Linked DNA regions of Homo sapiens: region 2 is linked to region 1. A link is a loop called in an ENCODE intact Hi-C map of the cell type or tissue named here. Cell type or tissue: endothelial cell of umbilical vein. All regions are shown on one strand. Links, peaks and the distances in the headings refer to the core of each region. The heading gives the core; the rest is flanking DNA.

Evidence for each region. Peaks named below come from ENCODE experiments on the same cell type or tissue, not always from the same donor. Only the 100,000 strongest peaks of a DNase experiment are listed, where the experiment ranks them.
Region 2: it touches region 1 in a loop (4-fold over the local background); 11 of 110 quality-filtered maps call a loop at or near these places.

What each region holds. Positions count from the first base shown.
Region 1 is chr4:70,896,090-70,908,182 of GRCh38, reverse strand. MOB1B (MOB kinase activator 1B) reads right to left here and starts at 5,814. Exons shown (of 6, transcript NM_173468.4): 1 at 5,633-5,814. The coding sequence starts at 5,646. LOC124900711 (a long non-coding RNA gene) reads left to right here and starts at 5,952. Exons shown (of 2, transcript XR_007058132.1): 1 at 5,952-6,234; 2 at 8,466-8,963. RefSeq lists silencers at 5,485-5,534, 5,845-5,994. In endothelial cell of umbilical vein, for the core only: no CTCF peak of the experiment used is centred there; DNase peaks (open chromatin) are centred at 4,822, 5,152 and 5,722; H3K4me3 peaks cover 1,856 bases; H3K27ac peaks cover 1,748 bases.
Region 2 is chr4:71,004,728-71,016,820 of GRCh38, reverse strand. All of the region lies in intron 2 of DCK (deoxycytidine kinase), which reads right to left. Among named protein-coding and RNA genes, the nearest start is that of DCK, 17 kb to the right of the region's middle. RefSeq lists enhancers at 10,278-10,417, 11,938-12,093, 11,890-12,093. In endothelial cell of umbilical vein, for the core only: a CTCF peak has its summit at 6,642 (motif pointing right); a DNase peak (open chromatin) is centred at 6,640.

The DNA of each region.
Region 1 (12,093 bases), core at 2,052-10,051:
ATGGTGGTGGGTGCCTGTAGTCCCAGCTACTCGAGAGGCTGAGGCAGGAGAATGGCGTGAACCCGGGAGGTGGAGGTTGCAGTGAGCCGAGATCGCGCCACTGGACTCCAGCCTGGGCGAAAAAGCGAGACTCCATCTCAAAAAAAAAAAAAAGAAAGAACGAAGAAATAGACATGGTTTAGTCATTCACATTCCCAAACCACCTTTCCTACAGACTTTCATTTATAAGTTAACTGTAGCCAGGCGTGGTAGCATGCACCTATAATCCCAGCTACTCTGGAGGTTGAGGTGGGAGGACTGCTTGAGCCTAGAAGTTTGAGGACAGCCCGGGCAACACAGTAACACCCAGTCTCTTTTTAAATTATTTTTTAAGACAGAGTCTCACTCTGTCACCCAGGCTGGAGTGCAGTGGTGCAATCTTGGCTCACTGCAATTTCTGCCTCCTGGGTTCAAGCAATCCACCCACTTCAGCCTCCTAAGCAGCTGAGCGCCACCACACCTGGCTAATGTTTTTTGGTAGAGATGGGGGTTCTGCCATGTTACCCAGGCTGTTCTCAAACTCCTGGGCTCAAGGTTCCACCCCCTCAGTCTCCCAAAGTGCTGGGGTTATAGGCATGAGCCACCACCGTCCTCGGTGACCCTGTCTCTTAACAAGAAAAAGTTAAATTAAATGTACTTGTTTTAACTCCGTTCCAAATAAGTAGCCTTACATTAGGAAATTACACTTTGGTCTTTTCCAAGTCAAATTTTTTTTTTTCAGAATTCCATTAGTCAAAAGAGACCCATAATTTAAAAATGCTAGAAACTTAAGAGAACATGAAATATACTTTTTGAATGATTACTTAGAACTCACTTTTATCCTCAATTTCCCTGCCTTTTATATGCACAAAATGTCAGGAAGGAAAAACACCTACGTCAGGAGACCTGAGTTCCAACTGTCCCCAGGCCAATAATTGGGCCACCAACCTCAAGTTGGTGATTTTGCCCCTTTAGCAAAAAGAAGTAAGTAGGCCATGTTACTAATAGACCCCTGCTAGCTCCAAAATTCTACAGCCTCTTGCACAAACGTGGAAGTGAACAATTCACAGGCAATTTCTTGACTCAAAGATGTTTCCTCTGACTGTACTCTCCCATTTCCCCTTGTCTTCTTAGAGAGCTCTTGTTCACCTTCCATTAATTATCACCCACTTCTTTCATGAAACTTTCCTAAAGCCTAAGTAGAACAAATTGCTACACATACTTTGGGCCCCCATGATTGTATTGCATCTATCATAGATGACGATATACCATCCACCATCTCTGGAATCTCTTATCTTCCTCTACGCCTGGCACACAGCAGGTGCTAAGGATGTGTTTAAAAGATTTGAGTCCACAAAATTAAATGAGGTCCCTGTGAAGTTTCCGTATCTACCATGAGAGTTTAGCTTAATCTGAAGATACACAGAGGCCAAACTGCGGCACAACCAAAGCTCTGTCCCAGCCAAACCCACATATGCAGTGCAAATTTATCCTGAGCATTTATACAAAAGCTACACAAAGGTATCATTCCTGCAGATGATCTGGGAACCCACTCTGGGGATTATCCTAATCTGTCTCAACTCCCTATCCAAAAATCTCTATACCCTGCTCTCCTTTGTTCCATGGCACTTACAACCTTCCGCCATACTACATGATTTATTGATGTTCAGTATTTACGGACACTTACCAGAACATAAGCCCCACCAATGCAGGGATTTTTTTCTCTCTTGTCACAAATGGTGCCCAACATCCACATCAGTGCCAGGCACAGTGATTTTTTTTCTTTTTTTGAGACGGTCTCACTCTGTCGTCCAGGCTGGAGTGCAGTGGCACAATCTTGGCCCACTGCAACCTCTGTCTCCCGGATTCAAGTGATTCTCCTACTCAGTCTCCCATGTAACTGGGATTATAGGCATCCGCCACCACGCCCGGCTAATTTTTTTTATTTTTAGTAGACATGGGGTTTCATTTCTTGATCAGGCTGGTCTCAAACTCCTGACTTCAAGTGATCCACCCACCTCGGCCTCCCAAAGTGCTGGGATTACAGGCCTGAGCCATTATGCCCCGCGACCGGCCTTTTTTTTTTAAGACAGAGTCTCACTCTCTATCAGCCAGGCTAGAGTGCAGTGGCATGATTACATCTCACCACAGCCTTGAAGTATTTAATTTCCTCAGGCTCAGATGACCCTTCCACCTCAGCCCCCAGAGTAGCTGGGACTACAGGCTCACACCACCACACCTGGCTAATTTTTGTATTTTTAGGGGTAGAAAGAGAGTTTCGCCATGTTGTCCAGGTTGGTGTGGAACTCTGGGGTCAAGTGATCCACTCACCTCAGCCTCCCAAAGTGTTGGAATTACAAGCAGGAGCCACTGTGCCCGGCCCACAGTGCATCTTTTAAAAATCAGTAGTAGTTCTTTCCTTCTATCTTAGAGCCCTCAAGAGTCATGAGTCACCACCTTTGCAGCCCCATCTTGCATTGCCCTTATTTCCTCTGCTCCATCCACTGATCGTAGGCTTCCCAGTAAGCTTCCAAGAACGGGAGGAAAATATTTGTATTTAACTCCTAAGCTGTAACGCTTTCCTTCTCTGCTCATCTGTTGGTACAGAAATAGTATTCAGATAGCCAGGTGTAATGGCTCACACCTGTAACCTCAGCATCTTGGAAGGCAAAGATGAGTGGATTGTTTGAGCCCAGGAGACCAGCCTGGGCAACATGGCAAAACCCTGACTCTACCGAAAAAAAAAAAATTAGCTAGGCATAGTGGAGCATACCTGTAGTACCAGCTACTTGTAGCGGGGAGGGGGTTTGAGATGAAAGGATCACCTGAGCCTGGGAAGTCAAAGCTACAGTTAGCTGTGGTCATGCCACTGCACTCCATCCTGGTCGACAGAGTGAGATCCTGTCTCCAAAAAAAAAAAAAGAAACAGTATTCAGACAGTTATACCAAATAACAAATAGAAGAAATAACCAAAGCTTTGTTCTTTCACTTCCAATAATAATCATTTCCATGTGGTGTTCACTTTGGATTTTTAATTGACGGTAGACAAAGACCAAAACTGAAAATGTTGAATTAACTTTTCTGATTGTCAAGCACATGGGCTAAATATGTTGAGAATATATCAACTGCTAGATAGATATAACCTAACTGAAAAATTGTGCCCCAAATAGTGCAAATGCTCTAAAGTTCTATATACATTAGTTACAGCAAGATTTCTTTTGTAGTTACTAACCTTCAGGAGAAACAAACTAATCCACCACAAATCTGAATCTATTAAATACTGAGCCATGTAAAAATAGGATTCTACTGTATTTGTATTCAAAAAATAGCATCAGAAACTTCTCCATCCCCTAGTTTCAGCCAAATATGGCTCTTCCCTGCTTTAACCTTTTTTTTTTTTTTTTTTGAGACAGAGTCTCACTCTGCCACCCAGGCTGGAGTGCAGTGGCGCGATCTCGTCTCACTTCAACCTCTACCTCCCGGGTTCAAGTGATACTCCCGTCTCAGCCTCCCAAGTAGCTGGGACTACAGGTGCGTGCCACCTTGCCCAGCTAATTTTTGTATTTTTAGTAGAGACGGGGTTTCACCATATTGGCCAGGCTGATCTCGAACTCCTGACCTGGTGATCTGCCTGTCTTGGCCTCCCAAAGTGCTGGGATTACAGGCATGAGCCACCGCGACTGGCCTTGCTTTAACCAATTTAGCTTACTAGACACAAGCCCATCAGCAGTAGTCATGGATATCATCTACAGTGCTATTTTGAATACAGCTTCTAAATTCTTGAAAACAATCAAACATTAGCAATGTAAAATTAAGCTCAAGATGAGAAGCTTCAAGTTGAGATACCTGAATATGGTGATTAGAACTAAAACAAGAAACTGCCCAGGCACGGTGGGCTCACGTCTGTAATCCCAGCACTTTGGGAGATCAAGGCAGGCAGATCACTTGAAATCAGGAGTTCGAGACCAGCCTGGCCAACATGGTGAAACCCCCATCTCTATTAAAAATACAAAAATTAGCCAGGCGTGGTGGCGCGGGCCTGTAGTCCCAGCTACTCAGGAGGCTGAGGCAGGAGAATCGCTTGAACCCGGGAGGCAGAGGTTGCAGTGAGCCGAGATCACGCCACTACACACTCCAGCCTGGTGACAGAGCGGAGACTCCGTCTCAAAAAAAAAAAAAAAAAAAAAAAAGAACTAAAATAAGAAACAAGGACTTTTTTATAAAATCACCCAGTCCTGTCATCTAGCCCTATGCCAATCCGACAAACTCAGAATCAACTTCTAGGAGGAGCCTAAGAAATCCCTTTCCGTTTAAAGGTTTTAGGCAAGTTGACACAAGCCAGGTCCCCTATGCATATTGGAAATATCAAGTCTGCCCCTAGGTCAGCCTTGTTCAGTTTTGCTTAAACACCCTAAAAAAAAAAATTCTAGATGTGAGCATGTGAAAATAAGAGTGAATTAAATTCTCAGTATTCAGACGTCAATGTAATGACTAAAAATTATTAGGCAAGGAAAGAAGAGAAATCTTAAGAAAATATCCTTTAAATGCTAATTTCTCCACAACAGTAAAACAGTATATGGGTGAGTTTCAACTTCTAAGTTTTTTATTAGTTTTCTAAACACAGACTAAACATGGAATGAGTGCATCACAACGAAGCCTTCAAAGGAGTTATTCCTCAGGCTGTAACCCCTGTTTTCAGAGGACCTGAGGCTTATCTACTGCCTCCATATCCACATCTGGCCATCCCATCCTTCTGCCCTTCCCCCTCCACGTTCCCCTCCACTCGTCTGGAACAAACGATAAGTAAGTGAAATAATGACCAGCACTAAACATGACGCCAAAGTTGGCATTTACAAATGATTTTCAAAACAACTCCCCAGTGGACCTAATCAACCTAGGCAGGGCACACTATCCAAAACCTATTTGCTGGTTGTCTAAAAAGATAAAACTCATCCTCTTCAGGGAAGTCCTCTGGGAGGAAGGGCGCCTCTAGGAAGCAAGGGGGCGGCTCCAGACCCCTTTCTCAGGGACCCCCGTCTGTGTCCAAGGGATCCCGACCCGCAAGTAGCCTTGTTTCAGTGTTACATCTACAGAACTTGTCATCCCAACTTCCCAGCCCTAAGACGAGAGAGGAAGTTAAAAGGGTCCTGGGATGACAGGGGAAAGTACGACAGTCTTATCTTCTGTGCTTGGGACCCAGAAAAGAGCAATGGGCAGCCGCGACGGAGCCATTCAACCGAGCACCGCTTGGATACGGATTGTGCAGGCGAGTGGGAGATACCCACGAGAAGCGCACAAACAAGCCCGGGAATGCGAGCGAAGGCAGAGACGGGGGTGATGAAGGAATCCAGGCGCTGGCCCCGGGGTGTGCCGGGGGGGAAGAACCTCCTCAGGGCTGCAGGAGCCCACGAGTACTCGAAGCCCTATGGGGAGGCGGCGGTTAGGTAGTCCGAGCGCTCCGCGCAGTCCCGGGGCCCCGCTTGGTGGTGACGCCGGGCCCCGGGAGCGCTGGGCCAGGAGGGTCGGGACGAGGGCGGGCGACGGGCGGCGGGCGGCGGGCGGGGGCCCAGGTCCACCCGAACAAAGCCGGCGCGTGCGGGGCCTGGCTACTCACAACAAGAAGCTCATGTTGGCCGCGGGGCAGGCTGCAGGCTCGGCGGTCGCGAGGCCTCGGAGCGGCGTGGGCCAGGAAAGAAGAGGAAAGGCGAATGGAACAGGAGACAGGGAGGCGGAGGAGGAGGTGCCGAGAGCCGGCTGCTCGGTGGCCGCAACTAGTTCGGCTCAGCTAGTTCCAATGGCAGGGGGAGGGGGCGGAAGTGGGTAGCGCTCGTCTTGAATCACTCCAGGGGAGGGGAAGGAAAGGGAGGCGGGGCAGGCTCTCCGCGAGCCCCTCCCCAGCTCCCCGCCGCCCCCACCTCACGAGCTCTCGCGATAGCGGTGCAAGCCCACCCCGGCCCTCCGGCTGCGGCATGGGGACTCTCACCTTCTGGTCTCCTCTGCTGCTAGGGACGACGCCCAGCGTGTGCGCCGCGGCTGCCCGGCCCCCCTGTCCACCCGGTTAGGAGTCATGGCAGAGCTCTCGGAGCCGCTCAGCTGGGCTCCAGAGGTCAGGGAGGAAGTGGGCTTCAGCTCGGGGATGTCAAGGTCCCGCAGTGAGGGATGGAATTACCACCGGAGTTAGGCCCACCGTGAGTGTCCGGCCAAGGGCGGTGAAAGGTAATGGCATCTCTCAGTTCACCACGGAACCCAGCATGATAGGGTGGTCATCGGTGTAACCACTTAGGGGGCCAAAGCTTGTAAGCATTCTAATGCACAGAACATCCTAGAAGCTAGAAGCTATTCAGACCCACTTACAAAGGGACTTTTATTCTCACAGGGTTATGGGGCCCAGGGCAAGCCTTTATATTCTGTTTAAGAATCCTTCACATACCTTGAATATGTCACCACAGCATTACCAATTTAGGAGGGAAATACGGGTATCGAAGAGATGTCCGTCTTCTTTACTCACAACACCCATCAAATCTACAAGTTTTCAAAGAGAATCTGAGCAAAACAAATCATGTGCAGATATTAGCTCACCTTTGGCTTATCCCAAAGGGCAGAATACACTTTGAAGTAGGTGCAGATATGAAATGTATTATACTGCATATATGCACTATTATTTGGCACGTTGGTAAAGTGGTAAAAAAAAAAAAAAAAAAAAAAAAAAAAAAAAAAAAAAACGTTTTAGGCCGGGCGCAGTGGCTCATGCCTGTAATCCCAGCACTCTGGGAGGCCGAGGTGGGTGGATCACCTGAGGTCAGGAGTTCAAGACCAGCCAAAGTTCAAGACCATGGCCAAACCCCGTCTCTACTAAAAATACAAAAATTAGCCGGGCATGGTGGCACACACTTGTAATCCCAGCTACTCGGGAGGCTGAGGCAGGAGAATTGCTCCAACCCAGGAAGCAGAGGTTGCAGTGAGCCAAGATCATGCCACTACACTCCAGCCTGGGTGACAGAGTTAGACTCCGTCTCAAAAAAAAAATTTTTTAATAGAAGAAAATACTAGAATCTTGCACTATCTCAGGAACAGCAGAGGTTACTGGAATGAGAAAACTTACAGACTCAAAAGATTACCAGATCAGGATAAATAGCTAATGCATGCAGAGCTTAATACCTAGGTGATAAGTTGATAGGTTCAGCACACCACCATGGCACACACGTTTACCTATGTAACAAACCTGCACGTCCTGCACATGTATCCTGGAACTTCAAATTAAATTAAAAATTTTTTAAAAGATTCCCCAAAAAGAAGAAAGAGGAGGATTTATCTGAATGAAAATAATAGATTTATGGTATAAAACCCTGTGCTCCAAATATTGATATGGTACTGACTTACTGTATAATTCTTTTTTTTTTTTTTTTTTTTGAGACGGAGTCTCACTCTGTCACCCAGGCTGGAGTCCAGTGGTGCAACTTCTGGACTAGGCTCACTGCAACTTCTGCCTCCTGGGTTCAAACAATTCTGCCTCAGCCTCCTAAGTAGCTGGGATTACAGGCCTGTGCCACCACACCTGGCTAATTTTTGAATTTTTAGTAGAGACGGGGTTTTACTATGTTGGCCAGGCTGGTCTCAAACTCCTGACCTCGTGATCTGCCTGCCTTGGCCTCCCAATATGCTGGAATTACAGGCGTGAGCCACCACGCCCAGCCCTGTATGATTCTTGTAAGGGTCTTCTGAAAGTAAGACTTGCATTACCAGATTACTGATTATCTTTGGAAAGAGTGAGTTGACCTGTCATAGCCTCAGTTTTAGCCCATTTAAAATGGGAGCCTTCTATCATTACATGATCTCTAAAATATCTTCCAGTTCTAAAGTTCTCTCCTGCCAGGGGCATCCTTCAAATGACTGGCACACATTTCCAAACTGCTCCCTGATTTGGCTTAGGTAGCCTTAGTTTTGGTCTGACATAATTTAGATGTATCCTGTGACACTGAATAAGGGAAAACTGGCAGAGGAAAGAATCTGCAAAAATACCTTCTGAGTATTTCTTTATCATACCACTAGGAGAGTTGCCTGGAATTAACATCCAATAAAACGTAAATATACTGGTCCTAAATGTGAGGGAGGTGTCAGGTTAATAATATACAATATGATTCCAGGTTAGACTTTAAATCAAATGATGTCTGTCATATAAAATTATTCAGCATATCAAAAACATTGGGAATTTCAGAATCAAAGAGAGTTTATATTCAAATAGATATTTATAATTATCATCTCTTCTGACCAAAATCTAATAACCTTTTGTTTATGAAGCAAGATTATTAAAATTTTTGTTCTATCCAACTTTTCAAAGAATTGAAATTATACTGTAACATGTACAGAATAGAACAGAACATGAGTGGGCATATGCTCTTTAAATATTCATTTGAATAAAGACACATGCACATGTTTGTTTATTGCAGCACTATTTACCGTAGCGAAGACTTGGAACCAACCCAAATGCCCATCAACGAGAGACTGGATAAAGAAAATGTGGCACATATACACCATGGAATACTATGCAACCATAAAAAAGAATTAGTTCATGTCCTTTGCAGGGACATGGATGAAGCTGGAAACCATAATTCTTAGCAAACTAACACAGGAACAGAAAGCAAACACCACATGTTCTCACTCACAAGTGGGAGTTGAACAATGAGAACACATGGACGCAGGGAGGGGAACATCACACATCAGGGCCTGTCGGGGGGTGGGGGGCAAGGGGAAGGAAAGCATTAGGACAAACATCTAATGCATGTGGGGCTTAAAACTTAGATGACAGGTTGATAGGTGCAGCAAACCACCATGGGGGTTGATAGGTACAGCAAACCACCATGGCACATGTATACCTGTGTAACAAACCTGCACTTTCTGCACATGTATCCCAGAACTTAAAGTAAAATTAAAAAAAAAGAGGGAAATGTGTGTGTGTGTGTATGTATATGTATATATATTCATTTGAGGCCTGATGCCATGGCTCACACCTATAATCCCAGCACTTTGGGAGGCCGAGATCGGAGGATTACTTGAAAGCAGGAGTTTGAGATCAGCCTAGTCAACATAGTAAAACCCCCCATCTCTATGAAAAAATAAAAAAAAAAGAATAAATATATTCTAAGTGTATTTTGGCATGCTACACAATCACACTTAACAAAGCTAACAATTCAACCTGACCCTTATCAGTGCTCCTTAGATTTTAATTCTATTTCTTGCTTCATTAAAGACTAGCCAATGTACAATTTTAAGTGCTTCTCAAGGACAGATTAATTTGAATAATAGAATAGAATGGCACACACTTGTAATCCCAGCACTTTAGGAGGCAGAGGCGGGCGGATCTCTTGAGGTCAGGAGTTGGAGACCAGCCTGGCCAACATGGTAAAACCCCATCTCTACTAAAAGTACAAAAGTAGCCAGGCGTGGTGGCACGCCCTGTAATCCCAACTATTCAGGAATTTGAGGCACAAGAATCTCTTGAACCCGGGAGGCAGAGGTTGCAGTGAGCCAAGGTCACGCCAATGCACTCCAGCCTGGGTGACAGAGTAAGACCCTGTCTCAAAAAAAAAAAAAAAAGAAAGAAAAGAAAAAAAGAATGGAGGGCCCAGGCACAGTGGCTCATGCCTGTAATCCCAGCACTTTGGGAGGCTGAGGCAGGCAGATCACCTGAGGTCAGGAGTTTGAGACCAGCCTAGCCAACATGGCAAAACCCCATATCTGCTGAAAATACAAAAATTAGCCCTGCGTGGTGGTGGGTGCCTGTAATCCCAGCTACTCGGGAGGCTGATTCGGGAGAATCACTTGATCCTGGGAGACGGAGGAAGAAGTGAGCCAAGATTGCGCCACTGCACTCCAGCCTGGGCGACAGAGCGAGACTCAGGCTCCAAAAAAAAAAAAACAAAACAAAAAAAGAAAGGAATGGAGACATGAAAGACTGATGAAGCTTGATGTCTTTCAGTGCATTTATTTATTGCTAAAACCCACAAAGCATCAAAACACAGAGCCTGCCGGGCGCAGTGGCTCACACCTGTAATCCCAGCACTTTGGGAGGCCAAGGCGGGCGGATCACCTGAGGTCGGGAGTTCAAGACCAGCCTGACCAACATGGAGAAACGCCGTCTCTACTAAAAATACAAAAAAATCAGCCAGGTGTGGTGGTGCATGCCTGTAATCCCAGCTACTCAGGACGCTGAGGCAGGAGAATCGCTTGAACCCAGGAGGCAGAGGTTGTGGTGAGCCAAGATTGTGTCATTGCACTCCAGCCCGGGCAACAAGAGTGAAACTCCGTCTCAAACAAACAAACAAAAACAACAACAAAAAAACAAACACAGAGCTTATTATTTAATGTTTAAAATGGAAGAAGGAATGTTTTATTGACCACAAACCTAACCCAGTACCCTCCCCTTCAAGCTCGTTACTCTTTTGAATATGAGGTTTATGCAATAGGATGGCTAGATTTTGGGTTATAATCATTTATCTACTCAACAAGAATTCATTGAGTGTCTACTATGGGCCTCTGAGAGTTAAAAAAAAAAAAAAAAGGCCCTAGTGTTTACCATCTGAATCCTATAGGTCATTGGGAAATACAAGTAATCAAATAAAAGCAAAGTTAGAAAATGTGTAAATGTCATGAAAGAAAGGGCCTTGTTGTATATGAAGTCTTTTTTATTTTTTCAAGCAGAGTCTCACTCACTCTGTCACCCAGGCTGGAGTGCAGTGGCACGATCTCGGCTCACTGCAACCTCCACCTCCAGGTTCAAGTGATTCTCCTGCCTCAGCCTCCCGAGTAGCTGGGATTACAGGTATGCATGACCACACCTGGTTAATTTTTGTATTTTTTAGTAGAGACGGAGTTTCACCATGTTGCCCAGGCTGGTCTTGAACTCCTGACCTCAAGTGATCTGCCTGCCTCAGCCTCCCAAAGTGTTGGGATTACAGGTGTTAGCCACTGCACCTGGCCTGTATATGAGTATATATTAAAGGGATCTTACCTATTTTGGTGGTCAGAGAACTGGATCTTGTCTATTCAGAAGTGAGTAGCATGTATATACTCCTTGTATTGTATTTAAATTCTGGTTACATTTATAAACAGCATAATTTGATAAAACAACTTTCCTAATCATCATGCCAACTCCCTTTTGGTGTTTGGAAGCACCACAACATAAAAATTGATTTTTGTTTTCAAAAAGCCAGTCTTTCAAAACTTTTTAGAAAGTACTACTTTGTGTATAATTTTGAGGATCTTAGTCCATAGGACAAAAATTATGAAAGATTCACTGGCCAGGTACAGTGGCTCACGCATCCCAGCATTTTAGGAGGCCAAGGCAGGAGGATCTTATAAACAGCCTGGGCGACATAGGGCAACCCTATCTCCACAAGAACAAAAAATTGCTGGGCATGCACCTGTAGTCCCAGCTACTTGAGAAGCCAAGGCAGAAGGAGTGCCTGAGTTCAGAAGTTCCAGGTGGCCGTGAGCCGCGATCCAGTCACTGCACTACAGCCTGGATGACAGGGTGAGAACCTGTCTCAAAATAAAAAGTTTCTTGCATGGGCCTTGTACTTGCTCAATAAATGCTGAATTGAATTTCTTGGTACATCAAGTTTACCATTGCCCGCAATTAACTGTTTTTCCCACTAAATTCAAACCACATAGCAGTAAGCTGCCATGGGGAGAAGGAGGGAAGGTCCTTTTCAAGCCTATTCAAAACAGCTTATCCCAAATTGATAGGACATTACCAAGGTTGGAAAGTCTAAAATTAACTCCGCCAGCTGTGTTTTGGTTTGCTTCAGATAGCACATGGGCTCAGGGGGCTCAATTTGCTAGGCTTGTTTGTTGCTCCAATCTGCTGTGCTCTGAAAAAGTTTGTTTGCCTGGAGTGCACGTTGTGCACAAGACATGGTAACTAGGCAGCTTGAAAGTATATTGGAACTAAACAAATAAGTCTCTCCTTGAATCTCAGAAAAGCCTAGCAACAATGTAGGGGGATGGAGGAGTTATTGCTGAGTAGGTCATATGAATGGTTTAACATTTAACCTTGCTGAAGTTTCCCAGAGAGCA
Region 2 (12,093 bases), core at 1,785-9,784, 110 kb before region 1:
GGTTTTAGGTCTAACATTTAAGTCTTTAATCCATCTTGAATTAATTTTTGTATAAGGTGTAAGGAAGGGATCCAGTTTCAGCTTTCTACATATGGCTAGCCATTTTTCCAGCACCGTTTATTAAATAGGGAATCCTTTCCCCATTTCTTGTTTTTCTCAGGTTTGTCAAAGATCAGATGGTTGTAGATGTGTGGTATTATTTCTGAGGGCTCTGGTCTGTTCCATTGGTCTATATCTCTGTTTTGGTACCAGTACCATGCTGTTTTGGTTACTGTAGCCTTGTAGTATAGTTTGAAGTCAGGTAGCGTGATGCCTCCAGCTTTGTTCTTTTGGCTTAGGATTTACCTGGCAATGCGGGCTCTTTTTTGGTTCCTTATGAACTTTAAAGTAGTTTTTTCCAATTCTGTGAAGAAAGTCATTGGTAGCTTGATGGGGATGGCATTGAATCTATAAATTACCTTGGGCAGTATGGCCATTTTCACGATATTGATTCTTCCTATCCACGAGCATGAAATGTTCTTCCATTTGTTTGTGTCCTCTTTTGTTTCATTGAGCAGTGGTTTGTAGTTCTCCTTGAAGAGGTCCTTCACATCCCTTGTAAGTTGGATTCCTAGGTATTTTATTCTCTTTGAAGCAACTGTGAATGGGAGTTCACTCATGATTTGGCTCTCTGTTTGTCTGTTATTGGTGTATAAGAATGCTTGTGATTTTTGCACATTGACTTTGTATCCTGAAACTTTGCTGAAGTTGCTTATCAGCTTAAGGAGATTTTGGGCTGAGACGATGGGGTTTTCTAAATATACAATCATGTCATCTGCAAACAGGGACAATTTGACTTCCTCTTTTCCTAATTGAATACCCTTTATTTCCTTCTACTACCTGATTACCCTGGCCAGAACTTCCAACACTATGTTGAATAGGAGTGGTGAGAGAGGGCATCCGTGTCTTGTGCCAGTTTTCAAAGGGAATGTTTCCAGTTTTTGCCCATTCAGTGTGATATTGGCTGTGGGTTTGTCATAAATAGCTCCTATTATTTTGAGATACATCCCACCAATACCTAATTTATTGAGAGTTTTTAGCATAAGGGTTGTTGAGTTTTGTCAAAGGCCTTTTCTGCATCTATTGAGATAATCATGTGGTTTTTGTCTTTGGTTCTGTTTATATGCTGGATTATGTTTATTGATTTGCGTATGCTGAACCAGCCTTGCATCCCAGGGATGAAGCACAATTGATCATGGTGGATAAGCTTTTTGATGTGCTGCTGGATTCAGTTTGCCAGTATTCTACTGAGGATTTTTGCATCGATGTTCATCAGGGATATTGGTCTAAAATTCTCTTTTTTTGTTGTGTCTCTGCCAGGCTTTGGTATCAGAATGATACTGGCCTCATAAAATGAGTTAGGGAGGATTCCCTCTTTTTCTATTGATTGGAATAGTTTCAGAAGGAATGGTACCAGCTCCTCCTTGTACTGCTGGTAGAATTCGGCTGTGAATCCATCTGGTCCTGGACTTTTTTTGGATGGCAGGCTCTTAACTATTGCCTCAATTCCAGAGCTTGTTATGGGTTTAATCAGGGATTCAACTTCTTCCTGGTTTAGTCTTGTGACAGTGTATGTGTCCAGGAATTTATCCATTTCTTCTAGATTTTCTAGTTTATTTGCGTAGAGGTGTTTGTAGAGGTGTTTATAGTATTCTGTGATGGTAGTTTGTATTTCTGTGGGATCAGTGGTGATACTCCCTTTGTCATTTTTTATTGAGTCTATTTGATTCTTCTCTGTTTTCTTCTTTATTAGTCTTGCTAGCGGTCTATCAATTTTGTTGATCTTTTCAAAAAACCAGCTCCTGGATTCATTGATTTTTTGAAGGGTTTTTTGTGTCTCTATTTCCTTCCGTTCTGCTCTGATCTTAGTTATTTCTTGCCTTCTGCTAGCTTTGGAATGTGTTTACTCTTGCTTCTCTAGTTCTTTTAATTGTGATGTTAGGGTGTCAATTTTAGATCTCTCCTGCTTTATCTTGTGGGCATTTAGTGCTATAAATTTCCCTCTACACACTGCTTTAAATGTGTCCCAGAGATTCTGGTATGTTGTGTCTTTGTTCTCATTGGTTTCAAAGAACATCTTTATTTCTGCCTTCATTTCGTTATGTACCCAGTAGTCATTCAGGAGCAGGTTATTCAGCTTCCATGTAGTTGAGCGGTTTTGAGTAAGTTTCTTAATCCTGAGTTCTAGGTTCGATTGCACTGTGGTCTGAGAGACAGTTTTTTATAATTTCTGTTCTTTTACATTTTCTGAAGAGTGCTTTACTTCCAACTATGTGGTCAATTTTGGAATAAGTGCGATGTGGTGCTGAGAAGAATGTATATTCTGTTGATTTGGGGTGGAGAGTTCTGTAGATGTCTTTTAGGTCCGCTTGGTACAGAGCTGAGCTCAATTCCTGGATATCCTTGTTAACTTTCTGTCTCGTTCATCTGTCTAATGTCGACAGTGGGGTGTTAAAGTCTCCCATTATTATTGTGTGGGAGTCTAAGTCTCTTTGTAGGTCTCTAAGGACTTGCTTTATGAATCTGGGTGCTCCTGTATTGGGTGCATATATATTTAGGATAGTTAGCTCTTGTTGTTGTATTGATCCCTTTACCATTATGTAATGGCCTTCTTTGTCTCTTTTGATCTTTGTTGGTTTAAAGACTGTTTTATCAGAGACTAGGATTACAACACCTGCCTTTTTTTTGTTTTCCATTTGCTTGGTAGATCTTCATACATCCCTTTATTTTGAGCCTATGTATGTCTCTGCACATGAGATGGGTCTCCTGAATACAGCACACTGATGGGTCTTGAGTCTTTATCCAATTATCCAATTTTCCAGTCTGTGTCTTTCAATTGGAGTATTTAGCCCATTTACATTTAAGGTTAATATTGTTATGTGTGAATTTGATCCTGTCATTATGATGTTAGCTGGTTATTTTGCTCATTAGTTGATGCAGTTTCCTCCTAGCCTCGATGGTCTTTACAATTTGGCATGTTTTTGCAGTGGCTGGTACCGCTTGTTCCTTTCTATGTTTAGTGCTTCCTTCCGGAGCTCTTGTAGGGCAGGCCTGGTGGTGATAAAATCTCTCAGCATTTGCTTGTCTGTAAAGGATTTTATTTCTCCTTCACTTATGAAGTTTAGTTTGGCTGGATATGATATTCTGGGTTGCAAATTCGTTTCTTTAAGAATGTTGAATATTGGCCCCCACTCTCTCCTGGCTTGTAGCGTTTCTGCCGCGAGATCCACTGTTAGTCTGATGGGCTTCCCTTTGTGGGTAACCCGACCTTTCTCTCTGGCTGCCATTAACATTTTTCCCTTCATTTCAACTTTGGTGAATCTGACAATTATGTGTCTTGGAGTTGCTCTTCTCGAGGAGTATCTTTGTGGTGTTCTCTGTATTTCCTGAATTTGAATGTTGGCCTGCCTTGCTAGATTGGGGAAGTTCTCCTGGATAATATCCTGAAGTGTGTTTTCCAACTTGGTTCCATTCTCCCCATCACTTTCAGGTACACCAATCAGACGCAGATTTGGTCTTTTCACATAGTCCCATATTTCTTGGAGGTTTTGTTCATTTCTTTTTACTCTTTTTTCTCTAAACTTCTCTTCTCACTTCATTTCATTCATTTGATCTTCAATCACTGATACCCTTTCTTCCAGTTGATTGAATCGGCTACTGAAGCTTGTGCATTCGTCATGTAGTTCTCGTGCCATGGTTTTCAGCTCCATCAGGTCACTTAAGGACTTCTCTACACTGGTTATTCTAGTTAGCCATTCGTCTTTTTTCAAGGTTTTTAGCTTCTTTGCCATGGGTTCGAACTTCCTCCTTTAGCTCGGAGAAGTTTGATTATCTGAAGCCTTCTTCTCTCAATTCGTCAAAGTCATTCTCCGTCCAGCTTTGTTCCGTTGCTGGCGAGGAGCTGTGTTCCTTTGGAGGTGAGAGGCGCTCTGATTTTTAGAATTTTCAGCTTTTCTGCTCTGTTTTTCCCTATCTTTGTGGTTTTATCTACCTTTGGTCTTTGATGATGGTGACGTACAGATGGGGTTTTGGTGTGGATGTCCTTTCTGTTTGTTAGTTTTCCTTCTAACAGCCAGGACCCTCAGCTGCTGGTCTGTTGGAGTTTGCTGGAGGTCCACTCCAGACCCTGTTTGCCTGGGTATCAGCAGCGGAGGCTGCAGAACAGCGAATACTGCTGAACAGCAATTGTTGCTGCCTGATCGTTCCTCTGGAAGCTTCGTCTCAGAGGGGTACCCAGCCGTATGAGGTGTCAGTCTCCCCCTACTGGGGGGTGCCTCTCAGTTAGGCTATTCGGGGGTCAGGGACCCACTTGCAGAGGCAGTCTGTCCGTTCTCAGATCTCAAACTCCGTGCTGAGAGAACCACTACTCTCTTCAAAGCTGTCAGACAGGGACATTTAAGTCCGTAGAGGTTTCTACTGCCTTTTGTTCAGCTATGCCCTGCCCCCAGAGGTGGAGTCTACAGAGGCAGGCAGGCCTCCTTGAGCAGCGGTGGGCTCCACCCAGTTCCAGCTTCCAGCCCACTTTGTTTACCTACCCAAGCCTCAGCAATGGTGGGCGCCCCTCCCCCAGCCTCACTGCCGCCTTGCAGTTGGATCTCAGACTCTTGACATATAAATATTGTGGGGGGTGGGGAAGAAACAAAATACAAAACTGTATACTGTTCTTTCAAGTAAGATCTATGGTTATCTCTGGATAATAAGGTTATAGGTAAGTTTTAGTCCCCTCTTTTGATAATTTCTAATATTTCCTTAACTTCAAACAGTAAACAGGTATTACTTTATAATATTTTTTAAATTACATATCACCTCCACCAAAATTTAATATATTACATTATTAATTCAACTATGTAAAAGATACATACAGAGTGGTAGGATTATGAATAACATTTATTCTGTTCTCTATAATATATGTCCATTTTCACTTTATGAAAGAATACTTCATTGTTATAGGAAGTACAGATTATTGTCAAGGTAAGTGAAAAATAGAAATATCAAGGTCAGCTATAAAATCATTTATCTTTTAATTCTAGGTCTAATCTTTGTAAACATTGCAAAAGAGTTGAATTAAGTTCAACTGTAAAAGATCAGAGTCTACCAAACAAGATAATTATAAAATAGCCAACAGGCCAGGCATGGTGACTCATATGCCTAATTCTAGCACTTTGGGAGGCCGAGGCAGGCGGATTGCTTGATCCCAGGAGTTTGAGACAAATCCAGACAACATTGGCAAAATCCTATCGCTATAAAAAATACAAAAATTAGCCGGGCATGTTGGTGTGGGCCTGTAGTCCCAGCTACTGAGGAGGCTGAGGTGGGAGGATCACTTGAGCCCAGGAGGCGGAGGCTGCAGTGGGCTGAGGTTCACCATTGCACTCCAGCCTGGGCAATAAAGCAAGACTCAAAAAAATACAAGCCAACAAAAGTTATCACATCTATTCAAAAGGTACAAGTGGAAGTGCTTTATCAAGCATTCTTAACTAATTTTCAAGAATGACTTACTAAGGGACAGAGCAAGACTCCGTCTTAAAAAAAAAAAAAAAAAAAAAAAAGAGACCTCACACCTGTAATCCCAGCCCTTTGGGAGGCTGAGATGGGTGGATCACTTGAGGTCAGGAGTTCAAGACCAGCCTGGCCAACATGGTGAAACCCCATCTCTACTAAAATTACAAAAATTAGCCAGGCGTGGTGGCACATGCCTGTAATCCCAGCTCCAGCTACTTGGAAGGCTAAGGCAGGAAAATCGCTTGAACCTGGGAGGCAGAGGTTGCAGTGAGCCAACATCACACCACTGCACTTCAGCCTGAGCGACAGAACGAGACTCCGTCTCAAAAAAAAAAAAAAAGAATGACTTATTAAAAGTAAAAAATATGCTGTTCTGTCATAAATAAGTATGGTTTACACCTTCTTTATCACAATTACTAGTTTTTCAGTGGCTTATTAGTGGTAAGAAGTATTGGATAAAAGTAAAATAGTACGGGTAATGCGTATGTTAATTAGCTTGGTTTAACCATTCCACAATGTAGACATATTTTAAAACATCATGTTGCATACCATAAATATAATTTTTATATTATATATAATTTATATTATGTATATAATTTTTATATTATATATAACTTATGTATATAATTTACATTACATATGATTTATATATAAATATAATATAAAATTAAATATAATTTTTATCTGTAAATTAAAAATAAAAATATCTTAATTTTTTTAATTAAAAGTAAAATAGTACTTCACAATAATAGTGATCCTCCAAAAGAATTCAGCTCAATGAAAAAACAAGACAGAGACAGCTTCCTAACAGACTGCATATCTCAAAAATAAGCTAAAAGGAAACAATTAAATCAAAACTTTGGGCCTAAATAATAACATAAATCACCACATAAAGTACATTATTATTATTTTTAAAAACGTTCCATACCAAGATTGCTAATAATCTGAGTGGTATGTTTTAAAGATCATTCTCACCAAGAGAGATTTGGAGAAGGGAGAGAACATAATCTTTGGTGCTTTGCCTCTTACTATTTTGCCAAAATTAGGAGTACCTTATCAATAGTATAGCAACATTTCGGCCACTAGGTGGCAGGTTAAAAAAAAAAAAAAAAAGCTAAAACAGCAAAAGCTAAGCATATGGGTGCACAGTAAGTTGCTAAACGAAGAGATCAGAGGTACCAAAGGCCCAATTCTTCCAAATCTACAAATGCCAAGAAGTGTGATGAAACAAGAACATCAAAGTAGGACTGACCTTGCCAAGGTTAGGTCTGAAAACAGTCACTTCTCATCACTAACAGCATTCTAAGAAAAATTGACATTTGAATAGTGGGTGATTCATACTATAACCTCAAGGAATAGATCAAGGATGAGTCTGGGGAAGAAGGACTACTGGATGAAGAAATAAAATCTCACTTCTTGAGTTTAGTGGAAGAAAATATCCAAAGATACAGGGAAGCCACCCACCCAACCATCCTCATATTCCACAACTATATCTCAAAAATACTACCCCCTCTGTACAGAAGTACAGAGAATTAACAACGGAGCAGTCCCCAATACACACAAAAAAGCTGAAGCTACCTTCCAAGAATGTGCACCAAACTCTAACAAAGGTAATCAAATTGTAACATCATGAAGACATGACCAGATTACAATAAACGGCCTGATAAAAGAATATGTTAATAATAATAGGATCACCTGCATGCTAGTTATAAAGAATGGCCAGTTTGGCATTCTGAATCAAGTATATGGAAAGAAAATGTCCCATCCCATAAACATGGATATCAGATTCAGAAAGCCATTAAGTCTTAAAATGAAGACAAATGTATTAATGCATCACAGTCTGATGACACAGTCTGATTAACATGATTTAACTAATCCCTCTGGGCTCTGATTCCAAGCTCAACAGACAACCTTATTATAAATTGTCTTGTCTTATATACGAAAGCAATGTTTTTCAACTTCTCTGCAACCTAACTAAAGAGTTCAGTATACTCCCAACAGTTAACAGTGATTCACTAGGGTGATGACTTTTAACTATGAGGCATCCCACATATTTGAACCTCCAAGGGATTGTTATTTTAAAAAGCACCCGAATCCTTGAGATTCTTTCTTGTGTGTACAAATTATGGAATACATGAGAAATTTTGTACATGTATATAATATGCAGTAATCGAATCATTCAGGGTGTCCATCACCTGAGTACAATGTATTTTTCCATTCTACCTTGCTATAAAACACTGAATTATTTCTTCAAGCTTCCTGTATATCTGTACACTTTAACTCACTCCTCTTCATCTTCCCCTCCTCCTACCCTTCCCAGTTATTGTTATCTATTTTTCCACACTCTATCTCCATGTGTTCAAACTGTTTAGCTCTCAGACATTCTTATGACTTCCTTCCACTGGTTGAGAATTACGAACCAAATAAAGAATAAACTGATCTAAATTCAATTACCTTAATGATTACATTTCTTTCTGCAAATTAAAATTTTTGGCATTTTGGTTTTATATGTCAGTTTCTGTGCCCTTGGTTAATGTGAGGCATGCTGAGAGTCAAATGACAAATATGTCAACGGACCTTAAATGGAGGTCACCTAGTCCAATACCCTGTTTAAGAATACCCTCTATTTTCCAACATTGGTTTAATCTGGTTAGTTTCTGTCTACTACCTGAGGATAACTGCACTGACAGCTGACCCCAGAAATAAAAGGAAAAAGAGTTGCTTTTAGAACTCCAGTCTCTCCTTCAAAAGCTAAGCAAACTTGAGTAGGTACTTCAGCGAAAAGCTACATTAAAAATGCAGTGAGAGAAGACAGATGGCTCAGAGGAAAATGGGCAAAAGGACCCAAGTGGGCACTTTGCAAAAATCAAAATGACTAATAAACATATGAAAAGGAACACAGCCTCATTAGCCAGCGGGGAAATACAAATTAAACAAAAAAATAGTAAACACTCAGCAGAATGACAAAAATGAGAAAGCCAGACACTACTAAATGCTGGCAAAGACATAGATTAATGAGAGCTTGATTACACTGGGGGGAGAGAAAATTGGAAAGCCAGTTTGGAAAACAGGCATCATAAGCATTCCCAGTAATTTTACTTCTTATTCCTACAGAAACTTTTGCATGTATGCGGGTGAATTTATGTTCACAGCAATGCTGTTTACATAAGCAACTAAATTGGAAATCACTCAAAAATCAATTAAAGGTATAAAATGGACAAACAGTGATAGACGAATAAAATTAAATACTATAGGCCCCACATAGTGGCTCAAGCCTGTAATCCCAACACTCTGGGAGGCTGAGATGGGCAGATCGCTTGAGCCCAGGAGTTTGAAACCAGCCTGGGTAACATGGCAAAACCCCGTCTCTATAAAAAATACAAAAATTAGCCAAGCCTGGTGGCACACAGGCGTGGTGGCCTATGGTCCTAGATACTCAGGAGGCTGAGGAGAGAGGATCACCTGAGCCAAGGGAGGTTGAGGCTGCAGTGAACCATGGCTGCGCCACTGCACTTTACCTGGGCAACAGAGTGAAATCCTGTCTCAAAAAAAAGAATATTTTTAAAAAACAAAATTCAATACTATATAGCTGAAAATAAGCTACAGCTGCATATAATATGGACAAATTTCATAAATGTATTAAGTAAAAGAAGCGAGAGGAAAAAAGGCAAACAATGTAATTCCACTTATATAACATTCAAAAATAGACAAAACTAAATTATACTTAGAGGTATGTTCATGTATGCTCAAACAATTTTTAGGAAGCAGGAAAATTATTATCACAAAAGAATGGGAGTAATTACCCCTAGCGGAGTAGTAACGTAGGAAAGAAGATATAGTGATTGGAGAAGGCGAACAGGGATTTCTGGAATGATGATGTCGTATTTCTTGACCTGGATAATGGTTATAAAGATGTCAACTTTAAAACTGTTCTTCAAACTGTACATTAGCTTTTACCTACTTTTCTACAGATATATCATGTCAAAAATGTTTTTAAAAAGAATCAAATAAACAAATTTACCCACTTTAAAATTCTACTGTAGACTAACCTTGCCTTTCCCCAAAAATCAGATATAAAACATCAATTTCTTAAGATAATGAGGTCTATATGGGAAGAAAGCCCCTTTAAGATTTAGTCCTGGATATCCTAAGGATTGGGGTGTACTGAATTAGGCCCTAGGTCTAAAGTTAGCTATGCCTGGCAAATAGAAGGTGTATGAAAAAGTATTTTTGGTTATTCAAAACCATATATTCTCAAAGTCCATGGAATATCTTGCTAGTGATTCCTCTTTGCATATGTGATTTACATTTTAAATATTCAATTATTATTCCCAGAATTCCTTATACCAACAGCTAAATTTTTTTAGATACTTTTTTTTCAATTTTCTGTACTCCTCAGATCAAAGTAAGTTGTTAGCATACATTTCCATTTTTAAGGTTTCTGCCTTACTGCTTTCAATTTCTTTTTTTCTTTTAGACAGGGTCTTGCTGTCACTCAGGCTAGAGTACAGTGGCATGAGCATGGCTCACTACAGTCTCAATTTCTTGGGCTCAAGCAGTCCTCCAACCTCAGCCTTCCAAGTAGCTGTAACCCCAAGTGCAGGCTACCACACCTAGCTAATTTTTAAATTTTTTGTAGAGACGGGGTCACCCTATGTTGCCCAGGCTGGTCTTGAACTCCTGGGCTCAAGCGATCCTCTGGCCTCAGCCTCCCGAAGTGCTGGGATTGGCTGCTCTGCCTATGGAGTAGCCATTCTTTATTGCTTTACTTTCCTAATAAACTTGCTGTCACTTAAAAAAAAAAAAATTCCAGGATTACATGCATAAACCACCACACCTGGCCTTGCTTTCAATTTCAATTCTCATTTCTCCAGAAACGAAAATCTTAGCAACGTCTCTCTCACACATACAACCATACATTTTGGTATTTAAAAAAATGACACTGAACTCTGTCATTCTCTTTCTTCCTCATTTGCAGTGCAGAACGGTAAAATGCTGCAAAATTACAACTTCTGCCCAGAGTGAAAGTCTGGCAAGAATGAAAGTAAAAAGAAATGAGAGTAAATGACAAAAGGCTTGAAAGGTAAAATTCAGTTACTGAATAGTAGTTTTTCTTTTTCTTATTTGCTTTTTTTTTTTTTTTTTTGGTGTTTTTGTTTTTTCTGTTTTTTTTTTTTTTGAGATGGAGTGCAATGGCGCGATCTCGGCTCACTGCAACCTCCACCTCCCGGGTTCAAGCAATTCTCCCGCCTCAGCCTCCTGAGTAGCTGGGATTACAGGCGCCCACCACCACGCCCAGCTAATTTTTGTATGTTTAGTGGAGACAGGGTTTCACCATGTTGGCCAGGCTGGTCTCGAACTCCTGACCTCAGGCGATCCACCTGCCTCGGCCTCCCAAAGGGCTGGGATTACAGGTGTGAGCCACCGCACCCGGCCTTATTTGCTTGTTTTTAAACAAAATGTGAAAAGACACTGAAGGGTTGGGCATAGTGGCTCAGGCCTGTAATCCAAACATTTTGGGAGGCTGAGGCAGGCGGATCACCTGAGGTCAGGAGTTTGGGCCCAGCCTGACCAACATGGAGAAACCCCATCTCTAGTAAAAAAAATTAGCCAGGCATGGTGGCCCATGCTTGTAATCCCAGCTACTTGGGAGGCTGAGGCAGGAGAATCGCTTGAACCCGGGAGGCGGAGGTTGTGGTGAGCCAAGATCGAGCCATTGCACTCCAGCCTGGGCAACAAAAGCGAAACTCCATCTCAAAAAAAAAAAAAAATTAGAAAAGACAATGAAGGAATTTAATTTGCTGTTAGATTTTTTAAAACTTTTATTATTTAACTTTTTAAAAACTTTTAGATTCCCAGGCAAGATGGCCAAATAGGAACAGCTCTGGTCTGCAGCTCCCAGTGAGACCAATGCAGAAGACGGGTGATTTCTGCATTTCCGACTGAAGTACCCAATTCATCTCATTGGGACTGGTTATACAGTGGGTGCAGCCCACAGAGGCCAAGCAGAAGCAGGGTGGGGCATCGCCTCACCTGGAAGGTGAAAGGGGTGGGGGAACTCCCTCCCCTAGCCAAGGGAAGCCTTGAGGGATGGTGCTATCCAGCCCAGATACTAGGCTTTTTCCCACAGTCTTCACAACCCGCAGACCAGGAGATTCCCTCGGGTGCCTACACAAGGGCCCTGGGTTTCAAGCACAAAACTGGACAGCCATTTGGGCAGACACGGAGTTAGCTGCAGGAGTTTTTTTTCATACCCCAGTGGTGCCTGGAATGCCAGCGAGACAGAACCGTTCACTCCCCTAGAAAGGGGGCTGAAGCCAGGGAGCCAAGGGGGCTGAAGCCAGGGAGCCAAGTGGTCTTGCTCAGCAGATCCCACCCCCACGGAGCCCAGCAAGCTAAGATCCACTGGCTTGAAATTCTCACTGCCAGCACAGCAGTCTGAAGTCAACCTGAGACACTGAAGCTTGGTGGGGGGAGGGGTGCCCGCCATTACTGAGACTTCAGTAGGTGGTTTTCCCCTCACAGTGTAAACAAAACCACCTGGAAGTTCAA